2 separate regions of the Homo sapiens genome follow, and region 1 is linked to region 2. A link is a loop called in an ENCODE intact Hi-C map of the cell type or tissue named here. Cell type or tissue: IMR-90. All regions are shown on one strand. Links, peaks and the distances in the headings refer to the core of each region. The heading gives the core; the rest is flanking DNA. Region 1 has its middle 30 kb from the start of ANKRD31. Region 2 has its middle 12 kb from the start of HEXB.

Region 1 (5,387 bases), core at 177-5,176, 590 kb before region 2:
TGAATATTTCTTGGCTATTTTATAGCTTTCCTGTTCTCAGGGCTACTAGAAATTCCATTGTTTTCCTCTTTTTCCCCCTACATACACCCTGAGACCAGACAGGTCTGTGGTTGTGCCTATCTTCACCAACTTGTGTTTTGAGGTTTGTAGAGAGACCTTGTCACCTGGCTGTGTTGCAAATGTTGCCAATGAGTTTTTGGTTTTAACATCTACTTTCTCTGTTTTTATGTAGAGACTGAAAAACTGTGCTACTGTCACTGCTATCACCTTGTTTTTCTCTATTATATTACCACAATCTATGTATTTTTTAGCCTATATATGTGTATAATTTTTTTTTTTTTTGAGACAAGATCTCACTCTGTCGCCTGGGCTGGGGTGCACCAGTGCAATCTTGGCTCACTACAACCTCTGCCTCCCGGGTTCAAGTGTTCTCATGCCTCAGTCTCCCAAGTAGCTGGGATTACAGGTGTGCACCACTGTGCCTGGCTAATTTTTGTATTTTTAGTAGAGATGGGGTTTCACTATGTTGGCCAGGCTGGTCTCGAACTCCTGACCTCAGGTGATCTGCCTGCCTTGGCCTCCCAAAGTGCTGGGATTATAGGTGTGAGCCACCGGTGGCTCCCAGCCTAGGCAATATATTTTGAGTAGCTCTGTCTTTTTTTTTTCTGAAGGTTATATAAATGGGTATGTTCTTCCATACCTTCCTTTTGGCTGAACTTTATGTTTTCAAGTCACTTATATTGATACAACTGTAGTTCATTTATTTTAGCTGTTGTATTATATTAACATATCACAATTTATTATTTATTCTTCTGTTAATACACTTTTTTCCACTTTTTTTTTAATAAAAAAGGCTCTGGTGAATATACTGAACTTGTCTCCTAATGTGCCTGTGTAAAAGCTTCCAAGGGAATATATCTAGGTATATGTAAATGTGGAATGATGTTACTTTTAATTTCAATTTACATTTTACTCATTGAAAATAAAGTTGAACACCCTCTCGTGTATTTACCCACTATTCATACTTCCTCTTGTGAGAAATGCCTGTTCATAATCTTTGCCCATTTTTTTATTGGATTGTTTGATTTCTTACTGATTTAGAAGAGTTCTTTATATAACCTAAATATTAATTTCCTGGTCATATGTCCTGCAATATTTTCTGCCGGTTTATGCATTGCCCTTTTTACTCTCTCCTTGCCTTTTCAAAGAACACAATTCTTGCTGGGCGTGGTGGCTCACTCCTGTAATCCCAGAAATTTGGGAGACGGAGGTGGGCGGATCACTTGAGGTCAGGAGTTTGAAACCAGCCTGGTCAACATGGCAAAACCCTGTCTCTACTAAAAATACAAAAATTAGCTGGGTGTGGTGGCACACGCCTGTAATCCCAGCTACTTGGGAGGCTGAGGCACGAGAATTGCTGGAACTCAGTGGACACAGGCTGCAGTGAGATCATGCCATTGCACTCCAGCCTAGGTGACAGAGAGAGACTCCATCTCAAACAACAACAACAATAACAAATAACACAATTCTTAATTTCTATGGAGCAAAGTTTATCAATCATTTCTTCATGAATTTTGTTTTTTGTGTCTTGTTTATGAACCTTCTCTATCTTGCGATTATATAAAGATATTTTGTATTTTCTTCCAAATTTTTAAAAATTTGGCTTTTTCATTGACCCATCTGGAATTGAGTTTGTGTCAGTTTGAGGTATGGATCCAGAATCAATTTTTCATACACAAATAACTAATGGTTCCAACATTGTGTCTTAAATATTTCCTACTTTCCCTATTGATCTACATTGCCAAGCATTTTCATACATGCATAGATCTGTTTACGGGGTCCCCATTACCTTTCAGTGAGCTATCTGTCTACCACTGATCCAGTATATCATGATATTTTAACCAACAGAGCTTTAAAATATATTTTAATATCTGATAGGACAAGTCCTCCCTTCCCCTAACTCACATTTGCTGACTCCCCAACATACTGCCTCAAAAATTCCTCAGTAATGTTCTATGTTCTCCTGTCATAAGCCAAATTGGAACAACATAGTCCTAGATTGCAAGACTGGGTTTACCTAACTTGTGTGGATCTCAGCCCAGCACCACATGTTGATAGCCATAAACAGGTATTTGTTTCATAGGTGTGCATGGGAATGCTAATACTATTACCTAGGTTTCCTGGATTTTCTTCTATGGGGAAAACATTTTCATAAATGTTAATTGATCATGGAGAACTGCCCATGAAAATTGCAAGGAAATGATTAATCATATCTAATTTGTAGATAGAGAAATTGAGGCACAGAGAGATTAAAGTGTCTATGCTAATAGGGTTAAAAAGTAATGAGGCTAAAGAGCCCAGGATGCCTGACTCTCAGGCCATCCCCTTCTTATAACTGGATAATGTTGAGAGAGTCTCCACCTATGTTGTAAAGGTCAGAATGCTAACTAATTTTAGGAATGTGTTACCAGCTTTCTAGGAAAAGGGCTGCTTTTGTTAGGACTCAAGTTTTGGTGGGAATAAGAGAGGTTGCAGTCATAGTTTCTTTATCTACTTCTACAGACAGAAGTTAGGAGCTTCTTTCTCTCAGTCATCAGCTATCAGCCATCATCTACCTAGGATCAGAACCTCCAGTGAAAGTGAGATGAGATAGGTAATGCAGCAAGTCAAAGGGAAAGATGGCAAAGATCTTTGGGGGAGCAGGCTTGAATGATGAAGGGAAACCTACTTTTGGTTAGGCGAGCAATGACTGAGCTGCAGTTATCTTAGGATAAGAACTCTGGATTCTATAAATCTATCTGTCCCAATGATTTTGCTTTATTCTTTTCTTCTTTTGCTCCCTCCCTAGCCCACCACTCCTGCTCTCTCTCCTCTGTTACTCTCTGCTTCTATGCCTAGAGACTTCTGTTTCTGAAAGATGCCATTCTACGCAAATTCTTCCTTTTTGCTTTTGGAGGTTTTCACACTGTGCTGGTACTCTTGCTTCAGATCTTTCCTGAGGTTCTTCGTGATAATGCCCATTATGTAATGTAGTAACAACTCTTGTCTATGTTTATAGCAGGCTAAATGAGGAAATGCTGGCTGTACTTTATCTTAAGTGTCTACATACACACCCATGCATGTAACAAATTAATCACAGGAGAGATTTTGTTTGAAGACTTATGGCTTTTTTTTTGCTAAGTCAAATTTGCCATCTATATGGTTGATCCTTATGTAGGAAAAAGTTTGTCTTGTCCTGTCTCTAAATACCCACTAGATGTTGCTAAAGGGCTGGGGGGAAAAAAGAATCTTAGTTTTCATTCAAGACTTCTGAGTTACTGAATTTCAGAGTTCAAGGGACCCTTAGAGACGTGGGAAATGTTAAGGATAAACATGGGAAGTATATCTTCAAAAGATAGGAAGGAAGTAATACTGACTAAGGAATACTGAATGTTTAAAGGCAATGTTAGTGGCTGGGCATGGTAGCTCATGCCTGTAATCCCAGCACTTTGGGAGGCCGAAGCAGGTGGATCACATGAGGTCAGGAGTTCGGGAGCAGCCAGGACAACATGGTGAAACCCTGTCTCTACCAAAAATACAAAAATTAGCCGGGCATGGTGGCACATGCCTGTAATCCCAGCTATTCGGGAGGCTGAGGCAGGGGGAATCGCTTGAACACAGGAGGTGGAGGTTGCGGTGAGCTGAGATTGTGCCGCTGCACTCCAGCCTGGGCCACAGAGCGAGACTCTGACTAAAGAAATTAAATAAATAAATAAATAAAAGCAATGTTGGCATAGTTGAAATTTGTGCATTAGCGTTTTGACACCTACTTGTCAACTAGATAGCAATGTCATATCTTTAGAGATTAGCCCTCCCACAGCACGAAACTAGACAGAAGGTTCAGATCAAATTTCAAAAAACTGTGCAAACATTCTAGACATTATAAAAAATCACCATCTTTTGATCATGAAAGTACTGCATTAATATTAAAGCAATTAGGGAAACGTAGGTAATAATTTTATTATTATTATTATTTTGAGACAGAGTTGTGCTCTGTCATGCAGGCTGGAGTGCAGTGGCTCGATCTCGGCTCACTGCAACTTTGCCTCCCAGGTTCAAGCAATTCTGCTGCTTCGGCCTCCTGAGTAGCTGGGATTACAGGTGTGCATCACCATGCCCAGCTAATTTTTTGTATTTTTAGTAGAGTTGGGGTTTTGCCATGTTGGCCATGCTGGTCTCAAACTCCTGACCTCAAGTGATCTGGCCACTTCAGCCTCCCAAAGTGCTAGGATTACAAGTGTGAGCCACCATGCCCGGCTCATGGGAAATGTAGAAAATTACAATGTAGAACCCCACCACTCAGGGTGACTATATAATATACTACATAATTAATACTAATATACTGTATATAATTAGTGTATACTATATAAATTAACATATTGTGTATTAGTATTAATTATGTCATATATTACATACAGTTATATACTTTACAATTGACATACATAATAACATATTAATTATATATTATATGTATATCTTCATCCTGTGGAAGCAATGAAGAATAATAACAAAAAAATCCATCTGTGATGCACAAAACAACTCAAGACAGGGGGCATTACTAATGTTTTTGAGTCCCCTGAGACTTCTTCCCCATACCATTTATCTGCCTCTCCCAAGAAGTAATTGCTACTCTAAATTTTGTTTATAATTTATTCCTTTTATTTCAAGTTTTACTACAAATAATTGGGTCCTAAATAACATATTATTTAGTTTTTCATTTTTAAACTTTGTAAGAATGGTTTCTAAAATTCATTCATGTTGATATCTTCACTCATTTTCTCAGTCATAAGATACCCTGTCATGTAAAGTACTGCAATTTATCTGTCCATTCTCTTCTTGATGAATATTTAGATCTATTCCCTCCATGTAATGACAATTGGGCTGTGTCTACTTCTTGGCTATTATAAAAAATGTTAGGCATGTGTCCTGGTGTCCTGTAGGGATTTTTCTAGGAGTGGAATTACTAGGTTGTAGGATGCATGTTCAATTTAGGAAATGCTGCCTAACTGCTTCCACAGTGCTCGTATCTCTTTATATTCCTGCTAGTGGTATGTAAGAGTTCCTGTTGCTCTGTGACCCAACCAGCACTTTGTGTTCTTGGACTTTTAAATTATTGTCAATCTGCTAATTATGAAATTGCATCTTATTATGGTGTTAATTTGCATTTCTATGATTTCATCTTTTATTTGTTTATTTTTGAGATGGAGTCTCACTCTGTCGCCCAGGTTGGAGTGCAGTGGCACAATCTCTGCTCATCGCATCCTCCGCCTCCTGAGTTCAAGCGATTGTTGTGCCTCAGCCTCCCGAGTAGGTGGGATTACAGGCATGCACCACTATGCCTGGCTAAT
Region 2 (5,387 bases), core at 186-5,185:
AGAATGGCCTCACATAATAGCAAAATGAGGAGGAGAAAGAGAACTAGTGGAGCCTCTTGTTGCTCTTTGCTGAGCACTTTTTTATGTATCAACTGACAAAGACCCTCTCTTGACCAAACTTTAGTCAGGCTCTGAGACCTGACTAAGCCTCTTCTGGACTAGACTTCGACTTTGGCCCCCATTCTCCCTGGACCTCCATAGCCCAGTTCTAGCAAGAATCCAGATAATTAGTTTAGTAAGAATCCCCCACTGTTGATATTTAATTGCTCTCGATACCTGATTAAATTTCTCATCCCCATCCTTGATGTCTGATCACCCTGGCCTGCCTTCAGCAGGAATCCTCTTACCTTTGATGGTTCCTTTTAATAAATTGCCATCCACTGACCCCCTCACTCTGCTGGTTGCTTATAAATTTCCAGCTGTCTTTGCAATATTCAGAGTTCAGCCTGATCTGACTCCCATGTTGCAATAGTCTTGACACCTATTGGAATAGTCCTGAATAAAGGCTTCCTTATCATTTTGACAGGTGTCCAAATAATTTTTTCTTTACCACAACTTATTTAGATAATATCCTCACAATATCTGTGGATCAGCTAGCTATGGGAAATGAGGAAAAGAGGAATTTAGGAAATTTATCAGATTTCTAGCTCAGACTTACAGGTAGATAATCTATCAGTCATTCAATGCTTAGTTACAGAGAACTGAGAAAATAAATAAAATTTAGAAGCTTTTTGGAACCTCCAAAAATGCCTTAAGCCTTGACAGAGATGTGACTGTGATCCGCATCACATATGCTTACAACTTCTGTTCTCAGATTATAGATTAGCTTACTTTCTTATTTTTCTCATTCTGTATAATGACTAGAGATAAATAAATGGCATCTGAGATAAAAACCTCCTTTCTTCTTCTTCTTTTTTTTTTTTTTTTCTGAGACAGAGTCTTGCTCTGTCTCCCAGACTGGAGTGCAGTGGCGCAATCTCAGCTCACTGCAAGCTCCGCCTCCCGGGTTCACGCCATTCTCCTGCCTCAGCCTCCTGAGCAGCTGGGACGACAGGCGCCTGCCACCATACCTGGCTAATTTTTTCGTATTTTTAGTAGAGACGGGGTTTCACCATGTTAGCCAGGATGGTCTCGATCTCCTGACCTTGTGATCTGCCCGCCTCGGCCTCCCAAAGTGCCGGGATTACAGGCTTGAGCCACCACGCCTGGCTGAAAACCTCCTTTCTTCTTAATTGATGACCTTGGACTCTTGTTATAGATTTAACTTCCCCTTTGTTCTAGTTTGTTTAGACCAAATGACAAACAACCAATGATTATTACACCCTCTGTTAAAAAATGTCAAATGTACCCTTCTCAAAAAGAAACATGGCCTATAGCCAATTAAATTGCTATAAGAATGTGCCAGACTCACATGAATAATAATGTTGTAATTCTGCTAAAAATTCCTCTGTTCCCACCTATACAAATGAAATATTTACTTCCCTGCTTCTGAATGCCAACTCCATTCCTTTGGAGTTGGTGTTTCTGGGTGGTTCATCCTCACACTTTGAGTATAACTAAATTCTGACCCTTTTGATTATTGTAGATTGACAGAACAGAATCCACTCCAGCTAGCTTTAGGAGGAATTAACTAATTACAGAGTATCGAGTGGCTCACAGAATCCTTGTGAGAGCTGAAGAACTTGGCTCTTGGCTGAAATTTCTTGAGTAACTGCTCTTGTCATGACCAGGAAGCTGCATGCCGGATGGAGAAGCCTCTGCTATAGGTGCTAACTCTAGAATTACACCATTTCAGCTCCAGTCTACACAGCAAAGGGATACGTCATGCCCTGTCTCAGTCTCCACCTAACTCACTTCTGAATTCAAGGCTCATGCAATCACATCTAATGAGCAGAAACTAAAGAACATGGAACCCCAGCAGCAAGGGAGTCTGGGAAGTGTAGTTGCCAGCCTCTGTTCTACCGGAGGACACACTGGGAGGAGGGGAGATGGATGGATGCCTAGTGAGCCACTTCAGCATCCCCATGGACAGTGATACAATTTGTTGAGGTGGGTGGACAGCCTAGGACCTGGGCAGACAAGCAAGCAAAGCTGCCTAACTCCTGCAGAAGTGGGAACATTCTGTGGCAGGGACGGAGCTCCTGAAATTAGATGATCACATTTTTCTACTCTCATGACATATCCATAAGCAACCCGAAATATTTGTGAATTCTGTCACTGCAATTATGAAAACTGAGATTGAGTGCCATCTGGCAAGGGGGAGCTAAACTGGCCTGTCCAGAAGGGCAAGAAGACGGCTTGGAGTTAAATCTGCTCTGGCAACTGGCAAGCATTTCTCCCTGCTTTGCTAAAATTAGCCACAAAAACAACTTTCTCTTCCTTATCTATTAAACAGTGCCATCTGGTGGGAATCCACACTATCTTGTTCCCCAATTCTCTACCTTTTCTATTAATGAATACTATTTATATAATTTGGGTATTCATTTGATCTGTTAATGCAGACCAAGTACCAAGATGCTAAGAAAAAAAAATCTGAATCCATCTGGAAACATTTTGGTGACCAAAGGCTGCTCTGATGCCACAAGAAGCAAACCTTCTAAGGTTTCTAAATCCAAAGTCTCCAGACTGGGGGCAAAGTTCATGTTGGCAACTGCATGTCTCCTACCCCTCTTAAAAATAGTCCTTCTTAACCTTCCTTCCACTCTCTACGATTTGTCTTGTATATGAGATGATGGAGAAAGCTGAACCGGGAGGGGACTGGGAAATGTAATAGACAAAGGACTTAATTTGACGTGTGGATATGAACAAGGAGGTGTGACAGGACATCTCTCAGGGAAGCAGAAATGGCACTAGCTACCCAGTGCAGGGTTTGCTAAGAGGGCATTGCTGTCAGTTGGCATGTCAGCCTGCCCTCTCCTCCCTTTTAAAGAAGTCTAGAGAGAGGTGGGGAGTTTGTCTTCGTGAGAGAGAATGTTCTTGGGGGCTAGGGATTGGAATTTGGTTCTGCTCTCTGTCAGAGGCATTCAGTGTGGTCTATAGCTTCAGAGGCTGTGGATCTGACTCTGGGGCATGGAGTGAGGGCTCACTTCTCACCAGGACTTACAGGCAGGCAGCTGGCACTGGTGGAAGTGCTCTGGGCAATATTGGCACGAAGAGCTGTGCAGTGTGCAAAGGACCAGAAAGCTCAGCTGGAAGCCTCCAGAGGCAAGTGGAAAAATAACTGCTTTTTTGTTGAAGATATGCTGGTTAGCTGAGGGGACACTGGGCTTCCCTGGAGGGCTGCCCTATTGGAGCAAGGAGTACATTCCCTGAAGGGCTCGCAGTGTGTACCACAGGCAGGGAGATGGATGAGGGGCATGTGGTGACCACTTTGACAGTTCACAAAGTCATGACGCTAGAGAGGGGTCAGGGTGGGGGCTATTGCCTGAGAACAAGCATCACATATATCGGGATAGCAGAAGCCTGGATCAGACTGCAAGCTTTGCAGGAACAAAGCACACAGACCTCATCAGCCCAAATTCCAGTGTGAGGCACAGAAGCAGGAATAACCAACAGCAAACGAGTGGCCGCCACCTATTCTCACCAAGGCGCCGGTCTCCATGTGAGGAGAATACTTTCCTAGCATTCACCAAGGAGTCCTCCCATTGCAGACAGACAGAATCGGACACCCAGGAAGCATCTCAGGTATCATGGGACCTGGGATTTTTAACCTCACTGTGCATCAGGCTCATCTTGAGAGCTTTGAAAAAAATATCAGTGTTTGAGTTTTGGCCCAGATCTATTAGAAAAGAATCAGCAAGTATAAGATAAAATTTATTTTTACAGTTTTACTGAGTGTGATTGACATACAATAAATTGCCTATATTTAAAGTATACAATTTGGTAAGTTTTAGATACATGGCGGTGGAACCATTGCCACAATCAGATATTGGACATACCCATCACTCCCCTTGTTTCTTCAGGCCCTTTTGCAATCTCCCCGCTTCACCCTTCTCTCCCCTCCCTGCCCCTGGCCCTACCTTCCATCCAGACAAGTACTGATCTGCTTTCTGTCACTACAGGTTAGTTTGCATTTTCTAGAATTGTATACAAATGTACCATATGGCTTTTTTTTTTGTCTGGTTTCTTTTACTCAGCATAATTATTTTGAGATTCATCCAGGTTGTAGTGCGTATCCACAGTTTATTCCTGTTATTGCTGAGTAGTACTCAGGGTGTGGAATTTGTTTATCCATTTACTAGTTGATGGACCTTTGGGTTGTTTCCAGTACTCAAGGGTTCAGTGGACGTAAGGTCTGATGAATACATAAGATTAATGAGGAGACGATTATTATTTTTATGGGTCTTGGAACACTTTGTTGCCAGTACTCTTGTGGCATTGTTGTCCCTTACTGTAGTTGTTTTTTTACCATCAGTCTTTCTGTGTACCACCCTATCCCTTGAGGATAACAATAATACTGATATAGGACTTTTCTCGGTCACTTTGCTGGCTGAAGACTTCCTGTCAGGAGACTTCCTGCCAGCCTTGCTGGGACCTGGGATTGCTGCAGAGATGCTCTGTCCACTTGGCCTCCTGGGCTGCACCCGGCCTGCATTCTGGTACAGATCCTGCAGCCACCGTGACTATGTGCTTGGCCCCTGGTGGGAGGGGGTGTGTGAGCGAGCAAGTGCGGGGTCCAGCCAATTGTTCCAAGCAGCACAGGAGCAGGCTCTGTGTGGGTCTTGTGGCTGGACCAGGCGTGTTGCAAACCACTCCCACAGTGGACTCCAGCATCTAAACAAGAGGAATGCAGTGGCGCCCGGGCAGGTGCACCCATGACCCCAAAGTCCCAGAGGGGGTGTTACAGAGTGCTAATTAGCTCTTTTAGTCTTGCCATCCACAGCCTGACTGACAGCATGTTAACAGTTCTGTTAGCATCTTGCCCCACCCTGGCTGGCAGCTCTGGGGGCTGGCTTGGCCCTGCTGCTACTTCCTGTTACATGAGGCAGCTGCGCTTCACTGGCGGAGGGCAGAGGGCCACAGTAGTACAGCCTTCTGTGTATTCGCATTTGGTGGGTCTTGGGTTCTTGTTTCACCTCTGAGAAGAATGAAATTGGGCTGACAATTGAAGGGCGAGGAGGGTGGAGAATAATTTTATTGAGCAATAAAATAGCTCTCAGCAGAGAGGGGACGTGAGGGTGGTCCCCCGCCTGAAGTTGATGGTTTCTCTCAGTGTGGCTGAGTCCAGGGCTTTTATGGGCTCAGAATAGGGAGTGTGTACTGACTGGTTTGTGAGTAGGCAAAAAAAAAAAAGAGGCTAAAACAAAGGCACCACTCACAGGTGGGCATGAGAGTGTACAAAAAAAACCAGTTAGGGAAGTGTAGGTATATGTAAAATAGGTGAAGGG

The links. Hi-C counts contacts between places; a loop is a spot of excess contacts. Peaks named below come from ENCODE experiments on the same cell type or tissue, not always from the same donor. Only the 100,000 strongest peaks of a DNase experiment are listed, where the experiment ranks them.
Region 1: it touches region 2 in a loop (12-fold over the local background); 18 of 110 quality-filtered maps call a loop at or near these places.

What each region holds. Positions count from the first base shown.
Region 1 is chr5:75,263,715-75,269,101 of GRCh38, reverse strand. No RefSeq gene overlaps it. Among named protein-coding and RNA genes, the nearest start is that of ANKRD31, 30 kb to the right of the region's middle. In IMR-90, for the core only: a CTCF peak has its summit at 3,257 (motif pointing right); no DNase peak of the experiment used is centred there.
Region 2 is chr5:74,670,146-74,675,532 of GRCh38, reverse strand. It overlaps a transcript of HEXB not described here. Among named protein-coding and RNA genes, the nearest start is that of HEXB, 12 kb to the left of the region's middle. In IMR-90, for the core only: a CTCF peak has its summit at 2,401 (motif pointing left); a DNase peak (open chromatin) is centred at 2,372; H3K27me3 peaks cover 274 bases.